Regions from separate parts of the Mus musculus genome. Here region 2 is linked to region 1. A link is a contact called in ENCODE POLR2A ChIA-PET data. All regions are on one chromosome and are shown on one strand. Each heading gives the region's core, a stretch centred on a gene start or an enhancer-like site at or near the end of the contact. The rest is flanking DNA. Distances are from core to core; before and after follow the strand shown.

Region 1 (7,609 bases), core at 1,711-4,210:
TGCCATTCTGTGGGAGGGACAGGGTAATGAGGCAAGGCCTCCTGACTAGGAGCCTCCTCACCATTAACTTGATGACAGAGACCCAGGCTTCAAAGGCCTCAGCAGATTACAGGGGACAAGCAATCCTATCAATCTGCCTGTACACCTGTTGCCACCTCTACATTGCAGAGGGCCTCCACTCAAGAGCCTGACGCACAGCGGGTATTGAGAGCAGCTGCTCTGAGGGAGGCAGATATCCTGGCAGATAGACAGAAAGCTAGCCCACACTGCATCAATGTGTTAGGAAGTAGTCCAATCCCACCTGCTGGCAGATGCTGGCATAACGGGCCAGAACATTGGCATTTTCCATGATGGCCAGGGCCGAGGGAGTATGTTCCCCAATCTTTAGCACACAGCGCCACTTGGCAAAGTCGGCTCCATCCTTCTTATACTGGGCACAGCGTTCAGACAGCCCATCCAGCCCTGAAGGGGAAGAATAAAGAGAAGGCTTTTGATCAGACTCACTCTGGAACTCTGATGAGCTGGTGGAGAAGGGAAGGAGGCAGGCAGATCATTCTTACCCTGGGTAGTTGTCTCGCCATTGGTTCCTGCCAGGGGCACCACACCCTTATCTACCTGCCAGGGAGGAGACCAGCAGTCAGCTTTATGGCCCCTGTCTCCTCTACCCAGCCCAAACTTCACCTTTCACTGTAGCCTCTCATGGCTTGCAAATATTTATGAGAAAAGATGTGTATTATTTGAGAGAAATGTTAACTGGACTAGAGGGACCTGGTGCTACTGCACACTGAGAAAACCTTTTCACTTCTTCACCATGAAATCACCTTCTTGTATCACAGGGAAACCATTAAGTTGGCAACAGAGCGCTTGCCTAACATGCACAAGGACCTAAGTTCACCCCAAACACTGACAAAAAATTATGCTGAATACATCCACACCTGAGTCTCTAGGCCTGCTAGCCCAATATTCACCCCCTCCCTACCTATTAATCCCTTTCTCCAGATCCACCTCTAATCTTACCCCCCCCCCAGAGTCTGCCCTCTTACCTTAATGCCCACAACACCACCCTTGGACTTGATAACTTGGGGGAAGGGACGTCCATCATCTGCCTTCTGGTACAGTGTCTCGTGGAAGAGGATCACCCCCCCAATGCAGGGATTCACACGGTCGTCTGCAGTCAGCAGCAGCTGGCGGTAGAAGCGCCTGTTCTCCTCGGTGTTCTCGGTGCCAATGGACTGCAGGCGCTTGGCAATGCTTCCTGAAGGGAGGAGGGTCATGTGGGGAGATAAGGGGATCAGCCTGCTAGCTCCAACCTTGGGTCCCTCCTCCCCCTTTCTTCTGCCTGTACCGCACCGGTGGACTCATCTGCAGCCAGGATGCCCTTGCCCGGAGCCACAATGCGGTGAGCGATGTCAGACAGCTCCTTCTTCTGCTCCGGGGTCAGTGCTGGGTATGGGTGGGGCATGGTGCCGGTGGCAGTGCTTTCCTGGGTGAGGGAGGCAGACAGAGACCAGCGCTTAGTTGGACCATCCCATGGTCTCCCCGGTAACAAAGCTTCCCTGGAGGCCAGGGCACTAGCCCCCACCTCCCCTGCCCCACTCCCTGAGGGTCCTGGGATACTTCCTGTCCCAGAGCTCTCCCCTACTCCCGACTTCCCTATACTAGACCTGCCTCTTCCTGTACCTTTCCTAACTCTGTCTGTTGCTGGGTGTTGCCCAGCTCAGAGTGGGGTTGCTCACTGGCAACTGGGGGAAAGGAAAAAGCCAGAGCCAGGGACAGGCGGGTCATGTTGAAGCTGGACCCATCTGGCCTGCGCGTTGCCATGGGTCACCTTGCCTAGAAACAAAATTGAACCGGGAATATTTTAGAATTTAAGGATCACGAATAGGGCAGAGAGCCTAATACCCTCATCTGAAAGAGCCCAAGAAAGAAATGATCTGTGCTCAAAGCCACATAGCAACCCAAAGGCGAGAGTTAAGAGAGAACCAAGATTTCCCGACTGAGGTGGGGGGGCCCCTTCTAATCCACCCAGGGCCGGCCCAGGCTTCAAGGACACCCCAAGGTCAGGCTTCTCTCTTCGTGATGGTTGCGGGGGAGGAGCTCGAGGAAAAGGATTAATTATTAGGAAAAACACAGGGCCATCAGAAGCACAGAAAAGGGGCTATGGAGCCCAGGTAGAACGAAACCTTTGCCTCCATACTGTTAGAAGGGGAGGGAAAGGATGTACGAGGCACGTGCACTTCTACGCTACAGCGGTTCCAGACTCAGAATCAAGGTCACAGATAAGGAAAGATAGTAAAGTGTTAATGGGCAACAGAGTACTGCAGCTGAGGAGTTTAGCCTTCTCTCCTGGGGCTCCCCCGAAAGGAAACCAATTTCCTCCACCCCATCGCGTAAATCCTGAGACGGTGTAAGAGCCGATCGCCCCCGTCTCCCCATCGCTTCTTGAGATCTCTTGAATAGGAAATGGGACCCTGATGCTTTGCATAGCGGAGAGTTTTTGCAAAAATAAAGAGGGGTCTGTTTTTCCACCTCATCTTGCTTCCTCCCCCGGCATGACTCAGCGCGCTGAGTTGCTGCGTGGCGCAGCGAACCGCCAGGGCGCAGGCCGGAGAACCCGGGCTGGGGGCAAGCGTGGGGGTAGAAAAAGGAGAAGTGAGGGGCCGTGGGGAAGACGGCTCTGCACTGCCCGCCACCGGCCCAAGATCCTAACCCCATAGACCCTTCCCCGAGCACGTGTCAAATGGCGCTCACCTGGCACAGGACGGGGTGGGTCTGCCTGGTACGCCGGTGGGTAGGCGAAAGGACTAAGGAGCGAACGCGGCTAGGGTCACCAGAACCTCGTTCTGCTGCGCGTTCCAAGAGAACGCAGCCTATTCAGCTGGGTTGGGGGGGACGGGAGGCGGGGCCCCGGACATTTAAAGGCGCCGCTCCGCCCTCTGCAGGTTTTTTCCCTTGCAGGGACGGGAACCGTCCAATTGAAGGTGGGCACTGTGCGCAGCACCGCCCCAAGATGCTCCGATAGGAGGCGGCACTGGGGAGGAGACAAGCGGCTAGAACACGATCCCTCCTCCGCCCCGCTAGGACGTGACTCGAGCCACATCCCGCAGGTCACCAGGCCCCCCCCCCCAACACCCCCCCCCCCAACCCCTGCCTGGCGCGCGCGCGAACATCGTGACTCAGCCGGAATGTGGGTTGGCGAAGAGTAGGGAGGGGGTCAGAGTGAGATGGTGGCTGGCCTCTCCTCCAAGACCCCTGGCTTCCGGCTGTGTAGTTGCAGCCTGACGTCACTGCTAAGAACGCAGAGCTTCGGAGCCTCCCTGCCTGCCTGCTTCGTCGCTTGACTAAAATGCAGGGCGCGTTCCATCTCTCCCTGGCCAGAGCACGGCGCAGCTGACATGGTACGCAGGCAAAACCTCCCAGAACTAGTGTGCCGGCCACATCGGAACTGAGTGGCGTATCCAGGCCTGGCGTTGCCTAGCAGATTGGCGGGAGGCACCACCCGCGAGCTAAACACACCCAGTTTGAGGAAATGACCGACAAGGACTGGCCCAAGCCAGACAGGTCTTTCCCGAACCTGATTTCCTTCTCCAAAATAAAAAAATCCGTCTCGGAGCTCTCTTGTCACCCTGTAACTCTCAGAGCACTCAGTTTCCTCAGGTCCCAATCCGCAACCCCCATTCCCATCCTGCAATCCGGATAGCGGCCCACCTGTGGCGCAGTGACAGAAGCCGCAGAGCCCGGTCAGCAGAGAGTGAGCCCGGCAGTCCAGGGCTGGGTTTTAAGGCAGCTCCTACTCCCCACCCCTCCCCTACACACCCCCGCACCAGTGTCCCAGACCTTCTCGGTAACCCCTGCCCTTTCCCCACCACGAATCCCGCGGCCGGGACCTATATTTAGGGAAACCTGAGGCTCCTGACATTCATCCCTGCGTGGGGGGTGAAGAAGAGGCAGCTTTGGTTTGCCTTGAGAGGAGGAGGTGCCACTGCTCACTCACCGGTCTTTAGAGGAACCTCTTCCTTGGAAATACAGTGAAATTAGTCAAGAAATCAGTCTCAGGTCCAGGATCTGTAAGGCAGAACAAGAAGGGAAAACATCTAGATATTGCCTCCCACTGCCTCCTCTGGTTCCCTCCTCCCTTGACTCTGGTGCCTGCTGGTGGTTGTACTTTTTTTTTTTTTCCAAAGGAGAGCAGATGCAGGCAGGATACTCACCTCTTAAAATAACCAGGAGTCTAAAGGCAGGGTGTGGCTGGCCATCCCTTTATCCTGATAGTCCAGGTTGGCAGAAACCTCCCACACTGTTGCCTGGGTGAGCAATGTCCTGCATCCTCACCCTCACATACAATAGTTTATCAGGGAAGGGAGAGGAAGAAAGGCAGGGGCACTGGCCAGAGCATCAGGCCCTTTTCAGCGGTCCAAGGGCTCTCAGAATCCTGCCTTTCAGAGAACTCAAGGTTCCCAGGTAATTAGGCTGGGCCTGCCATCCATAGCTCCAGTGCAGTAGCTCCAGTAATGATGTCCTGAGGATCATAGAGGGGGCCCTGGGGACTGGCCACTCCCCAAAGAACAACGTCCCCAGCCCCATCTTTCATCTGAGCTTGATCTCGAAACAGAGGCAGTTGAGGCTCTGGCAGTCTGGGAGCTGGCAGGCACAGGCACAGTCACACAGTGGGCAGCAGCCAGGGCATCGAGGGGCCCAACCCTAAAGGAGAAGAGAGAGGTGGGTAAGCAGAGGGGCTGAGGAGCACCCACCCACCAGCCCAGTGGGACGGAGAGACAAAGCACTGGAAAGGAAGCACCCTCCATGCTGAACAGCAGCAGTGATAAAGTATCTGTCCCACTGGGTCCTGTGTGTGTGCGCGCGCGCGTGCGCGCGCGCGCGCGTGTGTGTATGCGCACATAGTAGGTATACTATACTCTCAAAGCCCTATGCAACCTAGAGGAAGTCAGGACCAGAAACATGTTTCAATCCTCATGAAGATAATTTCTGGGCTTTGGACTTTCTTGCTGGCATGAAACCAAACTATAATATCTCCTCCTAACGTTCCTCGTGAGACAGGCTCTCCCTCTACAGCTCAGACTAGTCAAGAGCCATGAAACCCAAGCTGGCCTCAAAAAAAATGACAATCCTTACTTCAACCTACTAAGTACTGGGGTTCCTCTTGTCCTGTTTTGAGACAGGGTTTCACTGTATGGCCTGGCTATCATGGAATTTACTCACTTCCTAGTGCTGACGCTGGCAGAGATAGATCTCTGTGAGTTTGGACCAGCCTGATCTACTATTTGAGTTCTAGGATAGCCAGGGCTACGCAGAGCAGTGGTTCCCAACCTTCCTAATGCTACCTTTTAATACAGTTCCCCATGTTGTGGTGACTCCCAACCAAAAAAGAATTTTTGTTGCTACTTTACACCTGTAATTTTGCTGTTATGAATCATAAATATCTGGGTTTTTATAACCTTAGGTCAGCCCTGTATAAGTTAATACCCACCTCCACCCCCACAAAGGGCCATAACCCACAGGTTGAGAACCACTGACAGAAAGGGACCCTGTCTAAGCCAGGTGTCCGGACCATGGCTCAGTGGTTAAGAGCAATGGCTGTTCTTCCAGAGGACCTGAGTTCAGCTCCCAGCACATATATACAGTGACTCACAGCCATCACGACTCCAGATCCCAAGATCCTGGGGATCTGACATTTTCTTCTGACTTCCTCAGATACATACGAGTCATACAATCGGGCAAAACGTTCAGAGATAAGATAAATCTTAAAGGGAGGGGTTTCCTCAGTGATGAATTGAACTTGGGATGTCACAAACACAAGGCAAGCACTCTGCTTCTGAGCCACCTTGAATGGGGGTCACACTCGTGGGGGGCTCATCACAAAATAATGAGATAGAAACTCAGTGGTTTGCCCAAAAGACTACAACCAGCAAGAGAAACTGGTTTGGACTAGAGTTGCTTTCCCCAGGCCTTGGAGTCTCCCGTGCCTGCCCTCCCAAGGCCAGGAATGCTGGCTTCATTCTAAGGCTTCAAAAGCAAGGATCATTGGCCTAGTGCTCTGTTTAGTATGAGATTTATGCTCAGCAGGTGCCTGAGACACAGAGAGTGTGACCACATGAACTAACCTAAGCATATCACTTTACTCTCCTTAGGCAAAGGCAGAAGAAGGCCTCTTCTGTCTGTCTGTCTGTCTGTCTGTCTCATGGACATAATGTCCTGAGACATAGGAGCATTCACCCCTGTAGCCCACGGCTCCTCTAACCCGAGACAGAAATGATCTACAGCTGCCCCAGACATGGATGGGAGGCAGGCCAAGGCCCTGGAGTGGACATACCCGGCGTGGCTGTGTGACAGACACTGGCTCCTTAAGGCCACGAGCAAAGCTAGTGACAGCCACAGTTGCACAGTTCAATCAGAGACCAGGGCCAAGCCAGGAATAGGGAAATGACCTTTCCAACAGCTGAGGTTTCGGGGTACGGTGTCAGATGGCCAGTGAGATCAGCTGTCAGCAAGTGGGGGAGGGGGAGACCAGCCAGGGAAAGGGGTCTAACCTGGGCCGAGTTACCACCAACGGGGGAGAAGGCTGTAGGCATAATGGTGGAAGGGAGAGAGAAGTGTTTTTCTTGTGTGTGAGAAAGAGTGGTTTGGGGGCATCTCTGGAGATCAAGTCGGGTGTGTGGGTTTCTAGAAGACCACACCATCACTCTGTGTACAGAGCCACTAGCCAGAACACTTCACAGCCCTTACCTCAGAAAAGAGGGTATTAAAAGCATTTCTTGGCTCCATTCACGGAAGGGTTTAGTCCAGCCATTAATAACTGGCTAATGGATTTCTTGACTTTCACAAGCAAAGGTTTCTGGAAGAACTCCACTGTTTAAGTACATTAAACAAGGACTCTGTAGCGGGCTAACCTTGTGTTTCTATAGGCTCTTAAGTGAGGTTTATCTTTGGACCAGGGGAGGACCAGACGTTTTTACTGGCTGGTTAGTGCTTAAGCCCTAGAGTCAAAAATGCCTGCATGCGAATTCCGCCTGATAAAATCATGTTTTGAGCTTCAGTTTCCTCATCTCTGAGACAGACACAGACAGGGCTTACTCATCAGTGTGTCAGGGGCAGATTTGGTGCGCAGTGACAGGAGCCATTGGACATCACAGTTCTGGTTTCCCTCTGCAGTCTGTTTCTCTCCCCTCAGTGTGTATCCCTGGCTGGCCTGGCGCTCACTATATAAACCATGCTGCCCTTGAACTCACAGAAATGCATTTGCTTCTCCCTCCTGAGTGTTGGGATCAAAGGCATGAGCTATGCCCAGCTTCAGCTGCAGTTCTTAATTCTAATGTGCATCTGAATTACAAGAGCTTATTAAAAAGTACAAGCTACAGTCCTAGCCCAGGCCGACTGGGGACTGGCCTTGGAGGCAGTGACAGGCAAGGCTTCCTTCTGATCACTAGTTGGATCGGACTCCTGTAATTGTCTGCTTATTTACCTCTGCCCTCCACCACAATATAAGTTCTAGAATCAGAGGGGTATTGTCTGGTTTATTACTGCTGAGCCCCCAGGGTCAGCACAGCCTCACACAGAGGCTCTGTGTCTCTGTGTACTTACTGTACACAGA
Region 2 (7,609 bases), core at 2,914-5,413, 86 kb after region 1:
GTTAATAACAACATCAAAGCTAAAAAAAAAAAAAGTTGCCCTGGCAACCAGATGGGGGTGATGGTAGTGGGGATGGCTGGTGGTCTCTGGAATCCCTAAAATTGCCACAAAGACAATTCTGGGAAGCCAAGCATCCCCTAATCAGCCCTCACTAATTTCTCAGCTCCCTATACACTGCCATTTCCCTCAAGCATAAAGATTTGTGTCTCAGCCAGAGCTTCAAATCCCAACATGTCCTGCCCCACAAGTTCTCATAGTCCAGTGATTTCCAGGGACCTTCCTGTACCCCTTGGTGCTGAGGCTACCTCCTCCTTCAAGCTCTCAAACACTGGATGAGAACAGGAAACAGGCCGGATGTGGTGGAAATCCGGCCATTGTTACAAGTTGGTACTGGCCTGAAGGGACCAAGGAGACTCATTTTCAAAAAACGTAGGGACCCTGTGGCAGGGAGAACATCCAGACTAGGAACAGTAGGGACTGGCACCTGACATTGGGGACCGCTGTGTTCTGGGCTGCCTCTCTTGTCCAGTCCAACTGCATAAGCAGCATACATGGGAATAGGATGTTGTGGGTCACAAATAACATTCTCTGAGCATGGGTGTTAAGCATCTCGGCAAGCATCACCTCTCAGCGGGCTCCACAACCTCATGGATAAACACTATGGTCACATGCATCCCTTACAGACACGAAAACAGGTTCTGAAAAGGCAAATGATTTGCTACCACCAGGCATCCAGAACAATTATATGAAACTAGCAAGGTCTGATCAAGATCACCATTTTCCAGAGTTACTGAGGTAGAGAGAAGAAAAAGGCCTTTCCCAAGGTCACAGAACAGGACCTTTCCCTTTCAGGTTCAGGACAGAATTCTGTTAGGAGGCAACTAAGCCCAGCCTCCCTGTTTTAGGAGAACCTCCCAGATCATTCCAGCCCTTGAGGGGTGGGCGTTCCAAAGCAAACTCAAAAACAAACTCCAAAGCAAAGTTGCCACAGGGTACCAGGACCAGAACGCACACTCTAGGATAGGCTTTTTAAAGGACTAATGGGAATTTTGGACACAAAGCCCTCAGCAGAGTTGGACTCCTGAGGCAGAGTTCTAGCTACTTAAAAGTACCTAACAATTTCAGCATATAATTATATTCTGTGGCACATTGTTTCCTGTCCATGCTGTTAATTTTGTCTCCTTAGCTCAACTGGAAGCTGGCGGGTGGAAAAGGAGCTAGACTCTTTGTAGGCCCTTAGGGTGGGAAAGGCTCACAACTGACGGACTGGCTGCTCTCAGCTGCTTAGTCTGCTCAAGGCAGGCCCTCTTCTCTTGGAGCATAGTGGCAACCACCCCTCACCACACACCCACACAAAAGGCAGGGCATCACAACTTGCCAAGGGAACCCTCATGACTTCTTAACCAGAAACAAGCCTAAGACTGCCAACCCAGAACCTCAGGCCCCATGAAGAGTGGCAGCCACTGTAAAAACATCGTACAGGTCCCCTTCCTTACAATAACATTTGGGCAATCACCGTGGCCTGGGCTAAATCATAATCACCTTCGAAAGCCCACGTTGCAAAAGAATCCCTAAACTGACTGACCAGTGCGCCCATCTGCAACCTACAGCAAGCGCTTCAGGTAAACTGACTGACCAGTGCTCCCATCTGCAACCTACAGCAAGCGCTTCAGGTAAACTGACTGACCAGTGCGCCCATCTGCAACCTACAGCAAGCGCTTCAGGTAAACTGACTGACCAGTGCTCCCATCTGCAACCTACAGCAAGAGCTTCAGGTAAACTGACTGACCAGTGCTCCCATCTGCAACCTACAGCAAGCGCTTCAGGTAAGTGGCTTACCAGTCCTTTGGTAGGAGATTACAAAATCCCGCTACAGGAGATCTCACTCATACTCAGAGCACTTTGTAGACACCAAACAAATGGCTTTTCCTTCTCTGATTCCAGAGTTGCCAGAGGCTTTACTCCTGGGAGCGAGGGGGCACAGAGAGGGGCTCATTCTAACTCAACAGCTAAGAAAAGGCTAAAGCCATCACTTTTTAGAAGAGAGAACTATCTCTGGAACACGGGCCAAAGTGTGGGATCAGAGTAAAAATGAAGGTCACGTTAGAAAAACACCCATGAGGAAGAGCACAAAGCAGAGCTTCCTCTCAGGAAAAGCTCCTTCTGGAGAGGAAGATCATTACACCCCCAATTTCTAAACCTCACCCTGATACATTCCCCCGCGGGTCCCTCATCAAGCCCAGGCTCAGAAGAAGTGGGTATCCAGTCAGGGACAAGACTTGAGTTAAAATCCTGAATCTGTCACTCAGTGACCTTGAACAACTTTGCTGAGCATCAATGTTTTCAACTGTAAAATGGGAAGACAATAATAAGAGTTCCCACAGGTTGAGTAGGAGTATGTAGTATGGAAAAAAATGTATGCAAAAGCGCTCTGTAAAGGATAGGTCACTTGACAAATATATGAGATTATTTACACCATCTCAGCAAGAGACAGGGCTGGAGGAAATATTACCCCCTCACACACACACACACACACACACACACCTTTGCAAGGACAAAAACTCCAACTAAACCAAGCCAGAAAAAAATATAAGTTCCCAGTGTGGTGGCTTGCACCTGTAGTCAAAACTGTAAAGAGGTTAAAGACTGGACTCCAGGGCCAGATCGACCACCCAGGGCTACAGAAAGGCTGTCTCAATCTAAATAAATAAATAAGCCAGTCCACCTACATGGGAATCAACACCCTAGAGCAGTCTTGGGGAAAAAAAAAAAAAAAGAGTATAATAAAATCATGAAGAGGTGGTTGTGAGGGCAAAATTAATAAAGACTAGAAAGGTGGAAAGCCATTTGATTGGCTAAGCATCCTAGGGCGTGACCCTTGGTGACAAGACAGGCCCTGTCACCTGAGAGTACCCCTTCAACCAGACACAATGAAGGCAAGAGAAAGGGAGAAGAGGTAGCAACAGAAGCAGACTGGGCTGGCCAGAGACTGACCATGGGCCCAACAGGAATCCCTATCCTGAGGAGAGGGCCTACCCAGCCCCAGCTTCTCGGCATGGAGCTGACCAGAGGGGCTCATGCCCATACACCCATGTCTCTCACCTGGTAGGGGTCACTATGGTGCCCCAGCGCCTCCGCTTCCGCCTGGGGTACTCCAGTTGCTCTGACAAGCAGGGAGAGGGGCAAGGAGACCTTCCCCCTCGCCACCTCTTCCTCAGCTTTCGCCCTTCCTGAGGGGCGGGCCCGGGAAGCCTCCCCTGGAGGGGAGGGGGTGACAACCTGATCTGACCTCGCGGTCCAGTCCTCCCCCAACTCGAGGGCGACAGTTGCTGAATCCCGGATTTCCGATTGTGGGGTCTGAGCCCCGTATATTTGCAAGGGCTAAAAATGAGTCCGATATCTGATCGCTTGGAGGATGAACCCCGGATATTGGTGCACACAGGGTCCTGAATCCCAGGTATTTTAAATTCTATAAAACAGAGACCCAGGTTTGTAAAGGTTGGGACTTTGGGTCCCAGATATCTGATATACGAGGGTTTGATACCTGGGTATCTGAGAAACAAGGGACCAAGCCCCAAAATTTGGGACCCAGGGGCCTGAGCCCCAGGTCTTCGGCCACGACAAGGGGCCCACCCCGAGGACGCCCGGCTGCACGGCCCCTCTAAGGCTGGGGTCCGAGAGTGACAGCCCCTACTCCAGCCCTGGCCTACTCCCTTTCCCGTCCTCTCTCTCCGGAACAGCTGAAGGACTGTAGCGGAGGCGCTGCTGATGGTCCCTGTGCCTCACTCCCTTTCCTTTTCGTCTCAGCTTCTCACCGCACCACAGCCCTGCTCTCGTCCCGGCCTCCCTCTCTCTCCCTCTCTCTCTTCCTCCCAATTCCAAGATGGAGACCGGGCGGGAGCGCGCAGGCGCGGTATGCACGCCGGGCCAAAGGGGTGGGGCCCCAAAGGAAATAGCCCCGCCCCTCGCCAGTAGCCGCCGCGGCCCAGACGACAAGCTGCCTTCGAGCCCAAGTGCGCGCGCGCCCCGCCACGCGGATCCTTGGTGGGAAGAGGAGAGGAGAAAGGCTTGGCTTGCTTGGGGTGGAGCCCAAGCGCGCGGTCCAAGGACTGCTGGTGGAGAGAGCTGTGGCGCATGCGCCCGCCACGCTTTCGCGCTGCGACTGAGCCTGTTGCTAGGGGAAGCTCTGAGGGGGTGCTCTAGGAAGGAAAGCTGTGGTCTGCGCCTGCGTGCAGGGTAAAGGCTGAAAGGAGTAAAGCAAGGCTGCTGGCAGCTGGGCGCCGGAAAGGCGGGAAACCGGACCATTATTATGTTCACAAGTATCTAAACTAAACCTGAGCTCCCAAGTGCGAGAACGATGTGCCAAAGTTCGGAAAACCCAATGGGTCAAATCCCTACTGGAAAATTGAGGTCCAGTAGGATTGTATAACTTGCCAAAACGCATTAAGCATTTCATACACAGAACATCAATTTAAGTTCATGGAAGAAAACAAATGACAAAGTAGCACAGTTGTGTTCACAGTGTGTCTAAAGAGTATATAGTGCTAGATTAATGCTTACAATTCCAGCACTCAGCAAGCTGAGGCTGAGGCAGGAGGATACCAGTTCTGCAGGGTATGTAACCTAATGGAGTTCCAGTATCAAAAACAAAAAACAAACAGACACACAAACAAACAAAGAACAAAAAACCACAAATATTTTCCAAAGCAAATCCACCAACACGGCCACAGTTTTAAGTGACCTATGCCAACTTGTATTTCAAACTAAGGTCAACAAGGGTAACAAGACGCTAATCATCAGGAAACTAGAGAGGGTGACATCCAAAGATTTTGAGTTCCAGGCCAGGGGGCCCAGGCTTTTCATCCCAGCAACTTGAGAGGTAGAGGCAGGCAGATCTCTGAATTTGAAGCCAGCTAGGGCTCTATAGTGAGACGTGACAAAACAAGGCTGGGGAGCCTGTTCAGTGGTAGAGTGCTTGCCTGCCTAGTGTAGGCGAGGCTCTACATTCAACCCACAGTGCCACAAAATTGGACAGGAGCAAAATGACTAAGTATGTGCTTGCTGAGAAAAGGCTGGTAACCTGTGTTCTATCCCCTGAACCCATGCAAGGGTTGAGGAAGAGAGCACAACTGCTCTGGGACCCCCATGCACGGGCCATGGCATGAGCACACCCAATAAGAAAGAAAAGCCCCCATGGAGTGGTGGCATGTGCCTTTCATCCCAGCACTTAGGAGGCAAAGGCAGGAGGATCTCTGAGTTCTAGGCCAGCTTGGTCTGCAAAGTAAGTTCCAGAACAGCCAGGGATACATAGAGAAACTGTCTCGAAAAACAAAACAAAAAAATTCTTTTACGTCAACAAGGAAAAGTCCCCAGTATTTACTTTAATCCAATCCCCAGTAAGTACCTTACACAATAGTAGTCAAAAGCCATTTATTTTCCCACAGTCTAGTTCTTCACTTTTTGTAATAGGTCTTCTAAACTCAGAAGTGGGCCCCAAGAACTTGACCTGTACCTGGAGAAAAGGAAGAAAACAGGACAGGTAAGAAAACCCCTGGATGAATTTCTGCAAGGATTCAAAAATCAGAGGAAGCGACATCTAGGGATAGGTTCTGGCACTCAATCCCACTGGGGTAGCCTTGGAACTCTAGGATCAACCAGCAGCCAAAAAGCTAGATGCCTTTTCCCACTTCCGAGTGAATAGGCTCCACTGTTTCCTATTGTAAAAAGATGGGTGGTGAGGCCTGGCCCAAAGGAAAATTAGCAGTGTTCTCTGAGCTTCCAGTTCCTCTGGGCTGGATTCATTCCACAGTCTAGGCTGTTTCAGCTTCTCCCACAGAGATGTCCTAGCACACAGAGGCCAGCAGAACCTGGGGAGGGCTTAGGAGCAGGACGAAAAGCATGCAGCTCTCAAACGTGTGTGTGTGTGTGTGTGTGTGTGTGTGTGTGTGTGTGTGTGTGTGTGAGAGAGAGAGAGAGAGAGAGAGAGAGAGAGAGAGAGAGAAGATGAAGAGCTGTTCTGGATTGCTTTTATTCACTAAGAGAGATGTTGTAAATTAGTAGTATTAGTACTATGAGGACCTCATCTACTACATTTGCCAAGCTCTTTCCCTCCAAAGATCTAGTTAGCAGAGAAAACGGTTTTCTATGTGCCCTGGTGACTGAGTGAAGGCATAAAGCGCTTTGGCAGAGTAGACACCAGTACCAGGGATCCCCATTCAGTAGATCCACTGGAGCTGTCTGAGTAGAATTCCAGGAGGGCCAACGGATGGCTCTGTCACTCGGCTGACAACTTGAGTTTGAATCCCAGGATACACAGGATGGAAAGAGAGAATGACTTCCAAACATGTGCTGTTCCATAAACACAAATTCATGGCTCCTCCTCAAATAAATAAATAAACTTAAAAAATAATAATTTTGCCAGGGGTGGTAGTGCATGCCTTTAATCCCAGCACTCAGGAAACAGAAGCAAGTGGAACTTTGGAGCCAGTCTGGCTTACGTAGCCAGCTTCAGGCCAGCCGGGACTACACAATGAGATCCTGTCTCAAAATGAGTAAGTAAATATTAAATAAGTTTCAGGGAAAAAAAATGAAGACTCCATATTTAGGGCAGATCATCACATGTGAGCTCCCTAATTCATCATTGCTGACATGTGGGCGTGTGAAGTTCAGCTCCACTGAGTCTGACAATCAGAACACTACTTGGAAGACATCAGTCACAGAAGATATGTATGAAAGCATATCTAGTTAAAAAATAAGGCCCTGTGTGGTGTTAGTACAAGTCTTTAATCACAGCACTTGGGAGGCAGAGGTAGGTAGATCGCTGATTTTGAGGTCAGCTTGGTTTACACAGTGCGTCAGGTCACTGGGGCTACAAATGAGACCATGTTTCAGAACAAACAAACAAAAAAAAGTAAAAGGAGGCCCAGGTGGCTCTGTGTTAAAAGCACTTACTGCTCTTGAACAGAACTGATTTCCAGCAACCACATCTGGCAGCTGAAAACCATCTCTAACTCCAGCACTAAGGGCTAAGGGATCTACCACCTTCTTCTGCCTTCCTTGGGCACCTGTGCACACATGATGCATATAAACTCTTGCAGGCACACACATATATACATAAATAAAAGTAAATCTTTAAAAAAATGGAAGAGTGGGGCCTTAGGGAGTTAAAAAATGAAAATACAAATAAAAGCAAACGATATCCATGCTTAGAGAGAGCTTTCGCTTCAATAATCAATCACACCTCCAATAGACTTCCTTGACTCTGACCCTGTCGGTCACTAATCACACAGTTGCCATGATCAGTTGTATAACTGAACAGGATAAAGCAGGAGAATGGCTCACAGGGAGAGCAAGGGTGCTATCAAGGAATGTGGGAAAAACAATCTTTCCTTTTCGTTTTCTTCTTCTTCTTCTTCTTCCTTTTTTTTTTTTTTTTTTTTTTTCTTTTCTTTTGTCAAGGCAGGGTTTGTCTGTGTAGCCCTGACTGTCCTGGAACTTGCTCTGCAGACCAGGCTGGCCTCGAACTCAGAGATCCAAATGCCCCTCAGTTTGGGGATCCAAGGTGTGTGCCACCATAACCCAGCAGGGGAGGTATCTGCATTGCGGATAA

The links. ChIA-PET counts read pairs that join two places held with the same protein, here RNA polymerase II (POLR2A).
Region 2: POLR2A ChIA-PET joins it to region 1 with 15 read pairs in embryonic stem cell. The contact joins the promoter of Taok2 here to the promoter of Aldoa in region 1. POLR2A ChIA-PET finds 5 or more read pairs at or near these places in 3 of 5 experiments (Patski and embryonic stem cell).

What each region holds. Positions count from the first base shown.
Region 1 is chr7:126,796,294-126,803,902 of GRCm38, forward strand. Aldoa (aldolase A, fructose-bisphosphate) reads right to left here and starts at 2,961. Exons shown (of 9, transcript NM_007438.4): 1 at 2,752-2,961; 2 at 1,351-1,483; 3 at 1,044-1,255; 4 at 561-615; 5 at 302-462; 6 at 1-7. The coding sequence starts at 1,462.
Region 2 is chr7:126,880,804-126,888,412 of GRCm38, forward strand. It overlaps Taok2 (TAO kinase 2), which reads right to left and starts at 4,164. Exons shown (of 16, transcript NM_001163775.2): 1 at 3,103-4,164. It overlaps Tmem219 (transmembrane protein 219), which reads right to left. Exons shown (of 6, transcript NM_026827.1): 6 at 5,416-5,512.